2 separate regions of the Homo sapiens genome follow, and region 1 is linked to region 2. The links are chromatin loops, found by intact Hi-C in ENCODE. Cell type or tissue: B cell. All regions are shown on one strand.

Region 1 (2,500 bases), 340 kb before region 2:
AGACAGAGTCTCGCTCTGTCGCCCAGGCTGGAGTGCAGTGGCACGATCTCCGCTCACTGCAAGCTCCGCCTCCTGGGTTCAAGGGATTCTCCTGCCTCAGCCTCCCAAGTAGCTGGGACTACAGGTGCCCGCCACCATGCCCGGCTAATTTTTTGTATTTTTAGTAGAGACGGGGTTTCACTGTGTTGGCCGGGATGGTCTTGATCTCCTGAACTCGTGATCCGCGCACCTTGGCCTCCCAAAGTGTTGGGATTACAGGCATGAGCCACCGCGCCTGGCCAATCCTTTAATTAATTCTTAATCAAGAAACCTTTATTGAGCATCTACTGTGTGCTAGGCACTATCCAAGGCACTTTCACACACATTAAATATCCTTTGCAACTTAATAACAGTTTCTCAAATCCCTACTATGTGCCAAATATTGTGGTAGGTGCTTGGGATGCAGAGATAAAGAAAGCAACAGCACATCTCTCAAATTTCTTACCATAGGGTGGGCAAACAACCAACAAGAATTTACTTATTATGTACCTATTGCATGCTCAGCTGCCATGGACTAGGATCTGTTGGGAATAGGACAGAGGGATACACTTGTGTATTCAAAAGCTCAAACTCGGGCTTGTGAAACAATAACTAACTGAGTACTTGAATTTAGTATACAGTTACACGATCATTAGATTGAGCAGGAGAGGTTCAGAGAAATGGAAAATTTTGAAGAAATAGGGCCTGGAAGTGTCCTGGGAGATAATTTTTACAGGATGCAGAACTTGAACTAGATCTTAACATATAGGTAGGATTTGTATATGTAAGGAATGAAGGATAAGAAGAGGTATTTCCAGGACATACAATAGGAATAAGTTAAGAAAATAGAATATATTAAGATCCTTTCCAAAGCTATAAGGCTTCTAGTCTCAGAAGTCAGTGTCTGAAGAAGGGAAAGATGGAATTGTCTATGCACTCTCTTTCCAATAATGACCACACCTTCCCTGAACCGTTTACCTGTATTTTGGGGGAGATAAGGACAGGGATGAGGAGGAATAGAAAAGAAGGAAGACTCTTCTGGAAAAGAAGGGACAAAGACAGGGTCTGGTCACGTCCATCTCTCTAGTGCTCAGCTCGGTGCTTGACAGACATTATAGGTGCTTAATGAAAGTCGTAAGGAAATCAACACTCAGAAGCATCAAGCAGCTCATCCCAGGAGGTGGCGCAGCTGTCCAGGACTCAGAAGCCTTATAGTCCTTCTCCATCCTTACCTGACAGATGCTGAGTGCCAATGAGTGTGCATATTAGAGTCCCTGGCAAAGTGCACTGTCATCCTCAAGGACCCCAAACTTGATCATTCCCCTGTTTGAAACGAGGCACGGTCCTTTTGCCTCTGACAGGAGGCCAGTGAAGAATGAGTTATGTCACAGAAGCCAATAATTAAGTTTGCCTGAAATTGATTTATGGCTTAAAGATAATAGATGTTTCTGTGATTCTCTCTGTGCCACTGGAAGATAGAAAAGAATGCTGAGACCACAGCTGTCTAGCTGTGTAAACTGAGTTCAAATCCCGGCTATGCAACACCTGGCAACTCACTTAACCTCTCTAAGCTTTGGTTTTCCCATCTGTAATTAGGGGACCGTCATGCCTCCCTCTCAAGGCTGTAGTGAAGGTGAAATGGAGTTAAACTAACAACGGCTAACACTTACTCAATGCTTACTATAAGCTGGGCAAGTTTACATGGATTACTTCCATTTCTACTCACAATGTGATGAGGTGGACACAATTATCATCCCCATGCAAATGTTGCAGATGTGGAAACTGAGATCAAAGAATACAAGTAACTTGCCAAGGGATTCAACCCTCGGCCCCAGGCAGCCAAGCCTGTGCTGTACCCACTATGCCAAGCACATCAATGAGCACACAAGAGGCACATCAGTGCTGATACCTCTGCCCCTTCCTAAAAATATTAATGTGACTCAAGACTAATTTTCAAATTCCAAAAAGGTGGCAACAAAATAGATCTCTAAGTAGATCTCTGATATAATGTGCTCTCCAACTAGCCCAGGGGGAAAGTAAAAGCTCTAGCTCTGGGGCCGGGCGCGGTGGCTCACGCCTGTAATCCCAGCACTTTGGGAGGCCGAGGCGGGTGAATCACGAGGTCAGGAGATCGAGACCATCCTGGCTAACACGGTGAAACCCCGTCTCTACTAAAAATACAAAAAATTAGCCGGGCATAGTGGCGAGCGCCTGTAGTCCCAGCTACGCAGGAGGCTGAGGCAGGAGAATGGCATGAACCAGGGAGGCGGAGCTTGCAGTGAGCCGAGATCGCGCCACTGCACTCCAGCCTGGGTGACAGAGCGAGACTTCGTCTCAAAAAAAAAAAAAAAAAAAGCTCCAGCTCTAACCATTCCAGGTAGGGCATGCAACCGCTCCTAGAGGAGATGGCAAGCTGGCGGCACCCCCAGCAGTCAGGAAAGATACAGCAGCTCCAGCAGCAGGTTCCTCGGGTATAACAGCA
Region 2 (2,500 bases):
CCATGATGTGCTTGCTTGCAGGCATGATTGCATGCCTGCATCAGAACATCTCACGTACCTCATAAATGTATACACCTACTACGTACTCACAAAAATTTTTTAAATATGAGGGGTGAGGGAGCTTGAATGATTCTGTACCCTTTCTTTCCCTTGAACTCAGAGTTAACTTCCCCAAACCCACTTATCCATCTCATCCCCACCCTACTCCTCACTGCCCTGGAGGGGAGACATCTGAGCTCTGATAAAATTATTTAGGGAAGAACTTCAGTAAAGTCTTGTTGTTGTAGGAGTAACTTTTATGGTTTAGGATCTGCTCTGGGTCATAAGTCACCTATTTCAATGGTCTCCTTAGGGCCTTCTTGGATGTTCTCCTCTTCCGCATCCAGGTCAATACGCTCCTCTTTGCTGTTGCGCAGGCTCCAACACAGACGGTAGAGCTGCAGAGAAGGCAGAACAGGTCAACAGAAAGATCCAAATAGCATCTTGGGACAAGAAGTTGGGGGGGCAAAGAGATATGCATCAAGGAAGGGAAGGGAATGTGGCATCTCAGTACCAGGAAGAACATACACAACGATTCTCATCCATAACATTATCTCTAAAAACATTGGTAACTTAGATAAAAGTAATATACATGTATATACTAGCCTCTATGATATATGCATATTCAGAGCTAAAAGATTGCCTCATATGGAAATGTTTGTTGAATGAACTCTTTTACGTGTGTGTGTGATAAATAATTTGTTCCTTTTAGCACTGGCAGTAGGAAGCAACAAGACAACCATTTGTCCAGGTTAGGAGTGTAAGTTCAGATTTTTGCACTATGTCACATTATGTGGATAAGAAGCTAGAATCATGAGCCATAATAGAATATGGTAGAGCTGAAGGCACAGTTTCTATTGACATAGTCAAGAGCATGAACCAAATACTTGATCTAGAGCATGAACTCGGTCTAGGGCATCAACTAGAAATGTGTTTGGGTTGTAATACTTTCAAAGACTTGAGACATGAGGAAGCAGTTGATACAACACAAAGAAAGCCTGTGACAGGTCCAGCAAATAGATGTGATTCAGTTCTGCTGCCATAAAAGCAGTCTTTGTTTGACGTTAGGTTTGTCACAGCTCTTAAAAATTTGGCAATGAAGTTGAAGGTCTCTTAGGGATTCCATAGTCTGTGCATGCATGAGTAAAGTAAAGGATTAACAAAATCCTTCTGTTTTCTAGGAATAAATATGACCTTGGGTTAACTTTCTGGCTCTGTTCCCTTGGAAACCTGGAAATCTGTGTTGGGTTACCAGACTACTAATAAAAATGGCTCATAATTGGTCATCTTTATCTAAATTGGGAGAGCCATGAATGAATTCTAAACCAATGGGGGCATCTAGAGTTAAAGAAGAGTAATTGCAACTTTTGAAGTCTTGAATCAATTAGACTTTGATATTGTTAGAAATGTTTTACATCCTATGGTCAATTTTTGGTGGACTAATTTGGAAAAAAAAATCAAGAGGCAAACTATATTTTGGGTTTCCCTGAGTAGACTGATTTTTGTAACTAGGTATGTGCTTTGTTGGGACCTTTGAAAGCTTTGACCATGGGACTGTCAAAAGAAATACCAGTTTCTATTTGGAACATAGGCTTCTAAGCCAGGTAGCCCTGTACCACCCATGTGATCTTACGCACCTGAGCTGTCACTTGGGGAGCAGGTTTCAGAGAATAAGCCCTGGAATAAAGGGTGGACAACTGTGAGGACTCTGACTAAAGACATGGGCTTGATATCAGCCTGTTGGCACACCATGTTTCCTGGCATGTATCCTTCCACGTGAAACCAATGGCAAGTCATGTGAATGTGAATATAAGATGTATAATTTTGCTGAGGCTGACCAAGAATGTTGTGGCATGTCAACATCACTAATCATCAGAGAAATGCAAATCAAACTATAATGAGATATCATCTCACCCCATTTAAAATGGCTTTTATCAAAAAGGCAATAATGAATGCTGGTGAGGATGGGGAGAAAGGGGAATCCTCAAACACTGTTGGTGAGAATGTAAATTATCACAGCCACAATGAAGAACACTATGGAAGTTCCTCAAAGAACTAAAAATAGAGCCACCATATGATCCAGCAATTCTACTACTGGATATATATTCAAAAGAAAGTAAACCAGTATATCAAAGAGATACCTGTATTCCTATATTTACTGCAGCACTATTCACAGTAGCCAAGATATGGAATCAATCTAAGTGTCCACTGACAAATGAATGGATAAAGAAAATATTGTACAAATATACAGTAGAGTATTATTCCACCATAAAAAGAATGAGATCCTGTATTTGCAACAACATGGATGGAACTGGAGGCCATTATGTTAAGTAAAATAAGCCAGGCATAAAAAGACAAATTTCTCATGTTCTCACCATATATAGGAGCTAAAAGTTTTAAAAACCAAACTCATGGAGATAGAGAGTAGATTGATGGTTACCGAGGCCAGGAAGGGTAGCAG

What was found. A loop is a pair of places that touch in the nucleus more often than their neighbours do. Peaks named below come from ENCODE experiments on the same cell type or tissue, not always from the same donor. Only the 100,000 strongest peaks of a DNase experiment are listed, where the experiment ranks them.
Region 1: it touches region 2 in a loop (5-fold over the local background); 6 of 110 quality-filtered maps call a loop at or near these places.

The regions. Positions count from the first base shown.
Region 1 is chr22:32,443,036-32,445,535 of GRCh38, reverse strand. All of the region lies in intron 7 of BPIFC (BPI fold containing family C), which reads left to right. Among named protein-coding and RNA genes, the nearest start is that of BPIFC, 20 kb to the left of the region's middle. In B cell, no CTCF peak of the experiment used is centred here; a DNase peak (open chromatin) is centred at 1,205; H3K27me3 peaks cover 868 bases.
Region 2 is chr22:32,102,723-32,105,222 of GRCh38, reverse strand. It overlaps SLC5A1 (solute carrier family 5 member 1), which reads right to left. Exons shown (of 15, transcript NM_000343.4): 14 at 332-437. Among named protein-coding and RNA genes, the nearest start is that of C22orf42, 55 kb to the left of the region's middle. In B cell, CTCF peaks have their summits at 1,173 and 1,372; a DNase peak (open chromatin) is centred at 1,362.